3 separate regions of the Homo sapiens genome follow, and all the other regions are linked to region 1. The links are chromatin contacts, found by Hi-C or POLR2A ChIA-PET in ENCODE. All regions are on one chromosome and are shown on one strand. The core of a region is the stretch at or near the end of the contact, and the rest is flanking DNA. Distances in the headings are between cores, read along the strand shown. Region 1 holds the start of PIK3C2G (phosphatidylinositol-4-phosphate 3-kinase catalytic subunit type 2 gamma). Region 2 overlaps PLEKHA5 (pleckstrin homology domain containing A5). Region 3 overlaps PLEKHA5 (pleckstrin homology domain containing A5).

Evidence for each region. A loop is a pair of places that touch in the nucleus more often than their neighbours do. ChIA-PET counts read pairs that join two places held with the same protein, here RNA polymerase II (POLR2A). Pooled maps may share reads with other maps.
Region 2: a loop to region 1 is called in a map of CD14-positive monocyte, with 5 times the contacts of the local background. The contact joins the enhancer-like site here to the promoter of PIK3C2G in region 1. A Hi-C loop is called at or near these places in 8 of 168 maps with a recorded cell type or tissue (CD14-positive monocyte, CD4-positive, alpha-beta memory T cell, IMR-90 and 5 more), 19 of 37 single-sample maps with no recorded cell type and 25 of 50 pooled maps. POLR2A ChIA-PET finds 5 or more read pairs at or near these places in 1 of 52 experiments (PC-9).
Region 3: a loop to region 1 is called in a pooled map, with 2.9 times the contacts of the local background. The contact joins the enhancer-like site here to the promoter of PIK3C2G in region 1. A Hi-C loop is called at or near these places in 7 of 168 maps with a recorded cell type or tissue (CD4-positive, alpha-beta memory T cell, IMR-90, MCF 10A and 4 more), 18 of 37 single-sample maps with no recorded cell type and 22 of 50 pooled maps.

What each region holds. Positions count from the first base shown.
Region 1 is chr12:18,259,712-18,263,351 of GRCh38, reverse strand. PIK3C2G (phosphatidylinositol-4-phosphate 3-kinase catalytic subunit type 2 gamma) reads right to left here and starts at 1,834. Exons shown (of 33, transcript NM_001288772.2): 1 at 1,775-1,834.
Region 2 is chr12:19,297,357-19,300,996 of GRCh38, reverse strand. The region is part of intron 15 of PLEKHA5 (pleckstrin homology domain containing A5); the gene reads right to left. Among named protein-coding and RNA genes, the nearest start is that of AEBP2, 140 kb to the left of the region's middle. Within about 2 kb of position 1,921, at least 2 of the 41 ENCODE cell types and tissues checked have a DNase peak (open chromatin) inside an H3K27ac peak, as active enhancers do; they include PC-9, where a contact is called at or near this core.
Region 3 is chr12:19,272,453-19,276,092 of GRCh38, reverse strand. It overlaps PLEKHA5 (pleckstrin homology domain containing A5), which reads right to left. Exons shown (of 32, transcript NM_001256470.2): 11 at 1,110-1,577. LOC124902892 (a long non-coding RNA gene) reads left to right here. Exons shown (of 3, transcript XR_007063235.1): 3 at 328-409. Among named protein-coding and RNA genes, the nearest start is that of PLEKHA5, 140 kb to the right of the region's middle. Within about 2 kb of position 1,977, at least 9 of the 41 ENCODE cell types and tissues checked have a DNase peak (open chromatin) inside an H3K27ac peak, as active enhancers do; they include PC-9, endothelial cell of umbilical vein and heart right ventricle, where a contact is called at or near this core.

The sequences.
Region 1 (3,640 bases), core at 585-3,084:
TATTTGGCTAATTTTAATATAATTCAAAGTCAGTATTGTACAGACTGTTTTCTCTGTCCCCAATGTAGTCAAAATCAGTAAAAATAAGATAACTTACAGAACTCATGTTTTTAAACTTAAAAAACATTTTTAAATAACTTGCACAGTGAAAAACCACAATAAAATTAGAAAAACTTTGAGATAAAAAATAAGGTTGCCAAGAAAAATACATATTTTTGCATAAGAAATTCAAAGATACACATCACTCTTATTTTATAGCTGAAAAACTCTTGAAAATATTTCAGCCAACAGAAAAATAAATCATAATAATTTAAAATGCAAGAGTTTTGTCATAAAAGGTCTATTGCTAAGAACTGATAACAGTTAAAATGGATTTATGCCTAAACAATTTAATCATATTTTGCTATGATTATCTGTATAACATTTCATCAGATCATACATTTGGAAAATAGCAAGAATTTAGTTAGAAATACAATACAATGCTTTTCTAGATTGGAAATGATTACTTCATCACGTTTTCTTCCTAAGCTCTGAGAGAATTGTACCATGTTTTGCTTACTTGAAGAGGGCTTCCTCACGACCAAAATGATTCCAGCTCAGGCAGAAGAAAAAGTGAAATCATAGCCTTGGGGTTCACAATGGCATCACAGGATCTTGCTTATTTAATGAATCAGTGAAGACTCACCTACTATGAACCTTTTCTATAGGAGGTAGAAGTTGTCTTTTTTTTTTTTTTTGTCAGCTCACTCATGGTTAGCTATTTTCTTATGCTCACTATTTTCTTATGCTCAATTCACAAACTTGCTTTTTATCTGGTTCAGATGGCAGATAGACATGCGTGGAGAATAAATAACATGTCATGGAAAGAGCCCTTGAGTTGGAATAAGAAAACCTTGATTAAAATCCAAGCTCTTAATAACATTATTAATGACATGAGGGGTATGTGTTCTTTAACCTCGCTCTCTGAGTCTGTTTCCTAAGATGCAATAATTACATTAGCTAATGCATTTAAAAAGGAGATCACTATGTACAAGTTATATATTATGATTAGTTTGAAAGAATGGGGTATATCTTATCTCTAACTTTAATCCTAAGCTTCAGAAATAGAATTGTTCATCAGACAAGAACATAAGGGGGCAACTGGGACACACAATAGGTTCACATTGGCCTCAGTGAGCTACGAATAAAGAGGTAGGCAAACAGCAGAGACGGACCGCAGCACAGAGGGAGGAAATGGAAATAGAACAGAGCTTCTCCCTAGCAGGAGTTGCTTCTAGTTTGGATCCCATATGTTAAGAAATTCCACCTTCCATTTAACAAGAATTTCCTCTGGGAGCCATCATGGGGATGCCGTCTACAAGCTAGTGGCACGAGATTCAAGACACTAAAAGTGTACACTAAGAAAAATCTACCAGTAGACATGAATGAAATAATTAGCTCAAGGCTCTGATGAAATGGTATGTTATCAAATGCAATCTGTGGTGTCAGCTAGCTGGAGAGAGAGAGAAAGAAAGAGGCAGAGGGAGGGGGGAAAGAGAGAAAGAATAAGTTTATTCAGGAAAGATCTATCTTCTGGTTGTAGATTTTGGGGAATATTTACAAGCTGGATATCTCTGTTTCAAAATATGGCACAAACTCACTCTGATTTTAAATTCATCTACCATTTTTGTATCACAGTATAATTAAAGAGCTATTTTGCCTCAATAATATATTTGAGTCGAAATATCATGCTATGTAGTTAAGTATAGGAAGTTTATTTGTTTTAGTTTCTTACCTGACGCATATATCTTCCTGAAATGAAACACGATCTCATTTCTTTTCAAGAGTCAAATACGCTCACACAAGCTAAAACACTTCTATTTCAAGGGAACGTGATGCTTCCACTGGAAGCTTTTATTCCTGTTTGGCAGGTTGGGCGTGTTTGGAAATCTATTTTCCATCAAACCCTGAAGGGTTATATGGAAAAAAAAAGAAAAAAGGTTTGCATTGACATAATGAATAGAGGATTTAAGCCAAAAACCCAACCATAAATGAGCTTCTCTGTGCTAAACAGAATTCGGGCCAAAGATACTGATCAGCAATATACAAACGAAAATATATTTTTTAAAAATGTGTAAGGTGGGCATATTTCCCCTCAAATTACAGCTAAGGTTATTATGCATTTAAACGTGGAGGTGGTTGGATGTGGTGAAACCAGTGGTCTCAATTTGCAGGAGCAGAGGTGAGCCCTTGAAAAAGGTATTCTAGCCATTCTGTGAGTTTCACCTATCGAGGTATTTTCTTTATTTAATTAGAATTTAATAAGTTCATTTTTTTCTAATTTAGAAAGATATTAATTTTTAGTTTAGCCTTAGGATGCATAGTAAATTTCAATTTAAATATTTTTAATAACATCTGAAAAGGAACAGCAAAATAAAACAATATTTATAAGATTAGCAAGTAGATGTGGGTGGTTTATTGTTTTGGTATACTGCTCTTGAAATTGAACAATGTGTGGAGACTCTGAGACAACACAAGAAATTATATAATTAAATCCAGGTAAAATAGGATCTGCCAGAAGTAGGCCTGCTTTACTGGGAGAAAGTTTTAGGAAATAAAAATAAATTGGATTACTCTTGTTTCCAAAATATGTCGTAGGATCCTTTTGTTGTTGCTGTTTTTTTCTCTTCTTTTTTCTTCTTTTTAGATTTATAGTAGTTTTCTGTAAGAATGATTTCTTACATGGAAGGGTAGAGAAGAGAAAGTTGAGAATTATATCACTTTCAGGGCTACTCATGGAAAGATATTTATAGTATTGAAGGTTCACAATTGTACAACACCATCCCCTGACCCTTGTACCCCTTCTGTTCTAAAGCTACAAAGGTGTGAGAGGTCACAGAAAAATGGGAGCTTGACCTAGAAGTGGAGGGTGATGTCACACAGGAAAACAATCATACCTTTATATTTTAATAATAACCTGAGCTGCAATTCTTAGCTTTGGAACTCTGGGGAGATAGATGACTTTAAAAATAACTTTACATGTAGTGATTTTTTCCAAATACATTTATGCTAAACCCTTAAAAATCTCTTTAAATTAATTCCTAAAATGAGCCACTATTTAAGAAAAATAGTCCCTTCAAAAATTGAAACATTTTGGATCTACAAATCTCTTACCACACATTAAAGTAGGCTCATACATTTTTCAGGAGGACTTATGAGAGCTGGACTGGGTTGAAAAGGAACAATCTAATCTTGATAAAACTCAAAGATTAAGGTTAGAACAGTTTGATAGTCATTATTCATTAACAAGAAAGGGTACAAAAATGTACCTTGTACTTTGTTTCCTTTGAAAATATGTTCTTCAATAATTTATCTTTCCTTGCTTAACATGTACGCTTACCTATTTTAGTAGCACTTTTAATTAAAATAAAATCCAGAGAACAATTAAGCTTCTTCTAAAATTTACTTTTTTCATGGCTATGTCCTATGTCTAAAATTTAAACACACAAAGCCTTCTGTCTTACCTGGTAGTAGTCTACTCCGTTTTTTAGGCAAAGTATTTAAGACAGAATGATCAAGCTTCAACAATGAAATGCAAATTTTATTTAAAAATCAATGTTTACGTGCAAGTTTATTTGATTTCCTGTCTATTATGTTAACA
Region 2 (3,640 bases), core at 672-3,171, 1.0 Mb before region 1:
GTATTTTTTTTTTTTTTTTTTTTTAGTAGAGATGGGGTTTCTCCATGTTGGTCAGGCTGGTCTTGAACTCCCAACCTCAGGTGATCCGCCCACCTCGGCCTCCCAAAGTGCTAGGATTACAGGTGTGAGCCACCGCACCCGTCCAAATTTTAAATCAAAATTAAAATAACTTCTAGATAGAAGGATCTGGATTTTATCAATGGTTAACTGTGTTCTTACAAAGTTACAAATGGCACTGAGTAGCTGAATTCCTACCATTAATTCAAAGATTTATCAGCTTATGTTTCAACAACATAATGACACCTTTAGGTCAATTTTAGAAATGTTTTTGGCATTTATACTCAACCTCATTTCCTTCCAAGTTTTGAACAAGAATTCTACATTGTGGGCATTAGCATCATGGCTTATCTTTGCATCCTGAGTTCCATAAATCTTTGCAGAATGAATAAACTTGCTGAAAAATGTACATAAAATTAAGACAGAGGCAAAACCTACTGTAAAATTAAGACAGAAGCAAAGCCTGGTATAATGAGCTACTTTTATAATTTTGTAACTGTAAAATAGTATTTATAATATTTTGTAAATAAAAATAGAATTGTATAACTATTATGCATTTTAGAATAGGTAGGGACATTTTGTTTTCACTTTGCTGTCTTGTTAGAGCCATAGCTAGAAGCTGATATTCCTCAGGTAACAAAGACTGCAGCCAAACTCTAAGAACAGAATGATCCATTAACTTTGAAAGAAGTTAAAATAGAATTTTTAAAAGATGAAAGAAAATCCATTAATACAAGGTTTTCACTCTAGCTTATGATTTTGGGCAAGTCATGGAATCTGATTTAATGGGGATAAAGGTTAATTGGTCCATATGCTGCAGAGCCTGTGTATGTGAAACAAGTGGGATGTTGTATAGGATGGTGCTTTGTGAACTGTAAAGTGATACTTACACAGTAAGGTTGAACAGGCACTACACAGGTACACCATGCAGAGAACGGAGTGCTTTGGAAGTATCTGAGAAATGGTGAGTCACTGGCTGGAGAAACGGGTTTATGGGGGAGGAATTATTTCACAAGTTGTGGCGTGGTGGTGGAAGACTGAAGGCTTAAATGACAAAAAGAGACTTTTTTTTGTAAGGCAAAAGGAGTCTGTGACATTTCCTGAGTTGGCTAAAAGACATAATGTGGCAGGAGCTTTAGGAAGATCAAATGAGCAACTGGACCTAATTTCAATTTCAGCAGTCACAGACTTCCCATTTACCGAGGGCTTACAAGCTCCTCTTACTGTGTTCAGAAGTTTATAGATATTACCTCAATTAATCCCTAACAACCCTTAAAGGTTCACATTACTACTCTGTTACAAATGTGAGAGTGGAGGCTTACAGTTAACAAACTTATTATCCAAAGCCAGGGAAATTAAGATGAGGAATATCCAAGACTATTATACAATAAAACGGGATACGTGACGAAATCTAGATGTGAGACCAGGAATATTGCTATGTGCGTGCAAAGATTCAGGAGAAGCATTACAGAGATTTGCTGACTAAATGATTTGCTGACTAAAGATTCAGGAGAAGCATTGCCAAGATTTGCTGACTAAATGGTAATGAGGGATCTCATATACATAAGGTGTTATGGTAGCCTTTGTTCTCCTGAGCAAACACCATGCCAACATGTAATCAGCTAAAAAAAATCTGTTCAGACAGTTCTACAGAATCTCATGATTTTTCCATTTTCAGTGAAACTGTTTTTAAAGTACATTTAATTCCAGTTTAAAGTCATCAGTTTAACTTTAATACATGCTGATGTTGGGCAGACAAGATTTTAGGAGAACATAATAGAACTCCAGGCACTTGTCTGACTTAATTCTGCCATTTTCACAAATTTGGAAAATCTCCATCCTTACAGTGATGGAGAGGCAGGCAGGATGCCAAGGAGGCTTGTCATACCTTAGGTCCTTCCAGTTATTCTGCCACTTGTTTTTCTTCTTCTTCATCAGTCAGCCAGACTGTGAGAGACTGGTGTCAGGCTGTCCCAGCCATAGCCTGTAGAGGAGACTCGGCCTCACTTTCTCTATGTGTTATCCTCTTTTCCGCTGGGGGTTTTAAGGTGCCAGCCTTAAGTTCCTAGTCTAAGCAAATAGTAAAGCAAGAGTGCTGACGGCTCTCAAAGCCCAGTGAGTTCCTTCTGAAGGAAGATGTATTCAATAAATGCTTGTGACATGACCAACGTTAATAGCAACTGATATTCTGAACCATTTTTTTTAAATTATTTTATTTTTTTGCTTTAGCTTTTTGGTGAGGGACTTGAGGGATAAAGATGACAAGCTTTGGGCCAGGCGCGGTGGCTTACACCTGTAATCCCAGCACTTTGGGAGGCTGAGGCGGGTGGATCACCTGAGGGCAGGAGTTCGAGACCAGCCTGGCCAACATGGTGAAACCCTATCTCTACTAAAAATACAAAAATTCACCAGGCGTGGTGGTGGGTGCCTGTAATCACAGCTACTCGGGAGGCTGAGGCAGGGACACCAAGAGACGGAGATCTTCCCCAGTTAGCACTGAGATAGGTTACAAAAAAAAAAAAAAAAAAAAAGCTAAAAAAATAGGACAGATTACTGCTAAGAACAGACCCATGATAATAATGTAAGAGCACTAAATAGGCCAATTTAAGAGACACATATTAAATTCTAATTTACTCCATTATCCATTTAGTCTTACAGTTCTGCCATTATTATTATTTCATATCCTGCTCAAGGATTTTCTCAGTTTTATCTCTGTCCCTCCTACTCCTCTTCTTTTTTTGGAGATGGTGTCTCCCTCTGTTGCCTAGGCTGGAGTGCAGTGGTGCGATCTCGGTTCACTGCAACCTCTGCCTCCCAGGTTCAAGCAATTCTCCTGCCTCAGCCTGCCAAGTAGCGGGTGGTACGCACTACTATGCCCGGCTAATTTTTTGTATTTTTAGTAGAGATGGGGTTCACCATGTTGGCCAGGCTGTCTCAAACTCCTGACCTCAGGTGATCCACCCACCTTGGCCTCCCAAAGTGCTGGGATTACAGGCGTGAGCCACTGTGCCCAGCCCAAAAAAGATTTTCTTACCCTCCTCCTCAGAATTTGATAATTGTTTTTTAAAAAATGTACTGATAAAAAGACACATATATAGGTGCTGACTCTGTTGACAATCTATCCCCAGTCTACTGGATCTCCAAATAAACATGAAATGTTTTTCATTCTCAAAAAAAAAAAAAAAATAATAATTTACTGGTAAATTATAAAGAAGGATTTAGCTATTGACTCTGGCAAACCTTAAACATTTTCATGCAAAAAAGAATACATAGGTATGCTTGCACTGTATTTTTTTTTTTTTTTTTTTTTTGAGACGGAGCCTCGCTCTGTCGCCCAGGCCGGACTGCGGACTGCAGTGGCGCAATCTCGGCTCACTGCAAGCTCCGCTTCCCGGGTTCACGCCATTCTCCTGCCTCAGCCTCCCCAGTAGCTGGGACTACAGGCGCCCGCCACCGCGCCCGGCTAATTTTTTGTATTTTTAGTAGAGACGGGGTTTCACCTTGTTAGCCAGGATGGTCTCGATCTCCTGACCTCATGATCCACCTGCCTCGGCCTCCCAAAGTGCTGGGATTACAGGCGTGA
Region 3 (3,640 bases), core at 728-3,227, 1.0 Mb before region 1:
TCTTCGTATCACTGCTTGTGTTTTGCTTCCTCTACAAAGGTTTTCCTAGACTCTGAATCCTTAAGATTGTGCTGTTGTCCCGAAATGTGTTCCTACAGCACCCTGGTCTGCCTTCATTGTATTTGTCACACTAAATTGCATCTACTTATTCAATTGTCTCCTCTACTAGAGAATTATCTCTGTGAGTATCTGGACTGTATCTTTTCATTATTTTACTTTGCGGTCCCACAATTAGCATATAGTAGTTGCAAAATAAATATATTAAGAAAAGGTGCATGCAAAAATGAATAAATGCTCATATAAATATATTTACATTTTTTTTTTTAGAGTTGGGTTCTCACTGTGCTGCCACGCTGGAGTGCACTGGCACAGTCATAGCTCACTGCAGCTCCCAACTCCTGGGCTCAAGCAATCCTCCCACTTCAACTTCCCCCAAGTAGTAGGTACTACAGGTATGCACCACTATGCTTGGCTAATTTTTAAGAATTTTTTACAGAGATAGGGTCTTGCTAGGTTGCCCAGGCTGGTCTCAAACTCCTGGCATCAAACGATTCTCCTGCTTTGGCCTCCCAAAGTGCTGGGATTACAAGCCGAAAAACTGCGCCTGGCCTTGAATTTAATAGTTATGTGCATTCTGATTTAAAGAAAGCCCAAGAATAAGACTGGGAATTAGAGAGCAGTAGGCCTTTGCTGCCTCCATATTACTTGTCTCAGGAGATCCTTGCATTGTACCAACCTGCAGAAACTGGTAATGGAGGACAGTCAGAGAAGAGGTGATAATGGCAGGGGACAAGACAGGGGTGGGTTGGGAGGACAGGGCTTGCTCCCTCCCTCTCCCAAATAAACTCGATCTCTGCCTGTAACCCAAGCCTTTCCTTGTGCTTGGCCAGGAAGGATGACTCCTTGCCATTAGCAAAGTTGGGTGACAGAACATAAGAGACAGAGAATAAATACTTATATCTGATCATTATAAACAAAAGACGTAGTAATGAAGCTATAACAGCTAAAACACAATTTAAACCAATATTTTAATCAGTAGCTCAGAAACCAATCTCCACCAACACAGCATCAAAGAAACCTGGGTTCATAATGACAAGACAGACACTTACCCCCTGGTTTCTTCTTCATGACCCCTCCCCTTCTGGATTTTAATCCACTGTTCCAACTGCTGCATTGAATTTGTTCTCTGTATGACTCGATCGGCCTCTGTGTATAAGGGCCCTGTATTGGGGCGATTTCCACCTCTAAGATCTGCCAGGCTAACATTGACTATTTTGTTCTCTGAACTGCTCAAGTTGATTGGTCTGTAGTGCACAGTCTGAGCAGGGCATGCTGACCCACTCTCATATTCAGATGGCAGAGAATTCAGCTTTACACTATTAATTTTTGTTAAGGGTCTATCTTGACCATCCTTCTGAAATCCATATTTTTCAGCTTCTAATGCCTTTTTTTCTTCAATTTTGCTCATTTCCTTGTTTTTTTGATTGTTTTGGATCTCTGGTTTAATTAGCACTCTATGGTTGGGAATGTTATTGGTTTCTTTAGTTGGTGCATTTTCAGATGTAATCTTGTCCACTCTGAAATCAGAGAAGAAAATCATAGTAAATCAGATGAAATAATGTACATATTACTTCTGGGATTCAATCTAGGAAAAATTATACTTTACGGGGGTGGGGGCCAGGGGACTGGAAAGGGTCACAGTGGACAAGTCTACACAAATACCCAATGCTGTGATATTAACATTCAAGCACAACACCAGAATGTATAAACAGAAAGGGGGAAAAAGAAAACATAAAGAACTAGAGCGTAAAAAGTGATGTGTGCTCCCACCATTAGGAATCTGAAAATAAAGCAAATTAAGATTGCCTTATGACAGTTAAACCACAAAGTCTACACTTAAAGGACCACAGTAGATAGTCCCTTGAAAGGAGCCACATGGCTCCCAGCCAAGGTTAGCTGCTTGTTGACTCATGAGACAAACATGAGTCTGGTTGTGGAAATGGCTGCAACAGGAAATCATAGTCTGATGCTATCAAAGATCTGAACCATATAATTAACTCCTTTTGTTTGTATTCAAGAGGAACTCAGTATGATTTTAGAGCTCTTGGAGTCTGACTGCACATGTCCAGCTTGCAACTCTGTTCTTACTAGCTGAGTCTTCAGGCAAAGTACAGAACACTTAAAGTGCCTATGCTTCCTCTTTGGTAAATGGGTATGATTGTGCCACCAAGATCAGAGGGTTCTTGTGAGAATCAGATGAGTTAATGAGTGGCTGGCACAGACCTTATTTTACCATTATAATTCCAACACATCAAGCAATCTTGGGTTAGAATCTGGCATCCCATGTCCACCTGGCCACTGAAAGAATGAGCTCGTTAACAGCATGTGTCTAGGTCACTCGACAGTTGTACTTGCTCACTATTCTAGTTGCCATATCTAGGTCTTTCCCTGAGCCTAATCACTTCCAGACTCTGAAAAGATCAAGCTGAGTGTGTGAACCTGCACGAAACTGCCAAGATCATGCCACTCTAGGAGGCCTCTCAGGAGCCAGCCAACCCTCCATATTCCAATAAATAAAAATGCTTCTATCAGAAACTAGGTGTGGTAATGCTGCCAATGTTTATGACGTGTGGAAAGGATGTAGATCTATATACATATATCTGTAATCAACTATAGATGAAGATATCTAGAAGCTTTGGAATATGGTCACCAAGGAAAAAAAATTAAAAAAAAAAGGTGACTATTTTTCTTGGAGTAAAGTTATGAACCATCCATATATTTAGGTTAAATATAAACCATGGCTTCTAGATTGGAGGCAACATTAGACATTGGGAAAATTTACTAAGATAGACTATGTGCTTCTTTCTCTTGAAAAATAAAAGTTGGCCAGGTGTGGCCACTGATGCCTGTAATCCCAGCACTTTGGGAGGCCAGGGTGGGTGGATCACCTAAGATCAGGTGTTTGAGACCAGCCGGGCCAAAATGGTGAGACCCCGTCTCTACGAAAAATAAAAAAAAAATTAGCTGGCTTGGTGGAGGACATCTGTAATCCCACCTACTCGGGAGGCTGAGGCAGGAGAATTGCTTGAACCTGAGAGGCAGAGTTTGGAGTGAGCTGAGATCGTGCCACTGCACTCCAGCCTGGGCGACAGAGCGAGACTCCATCTCAAAACAAGAACAACAAAGAAGGCATAGAACATTTACACTAAAAGCATATGTATCCCTTGCTATTTGGGAGGGTAGGAATTTTAACATTAAACATAAAATAACTGAAAAGATTTTTAAAACATATTTACTGTAGTCTATCTAAAGCTATTATTATTACTGTCATCATGATTATTATCATTATTATTTGAGATAAGGTCTCTTGCCGTATAACCCAGGGGGGAGTGCAGTGACGTGATCTTGGCTCTCTGCAACCTCAACTTTCTGGGCTCAAGTGATCCTTCCCTCTCAGCCTCCCGAGCAGCCGGGACTATAGGTACACGCCACCACACCTAGCTAATTTTTAAATTTTTTTAGAGACGGGGTCTCACTGGTCACCTAGGTTGGTCTTGAACTCCTGGGCTCAAGCAATCCTCCCACCTTGGCCTCCTACATTATTGGGGTTACAAGCGTGAGCCACCGTGCTCAGCCTAAA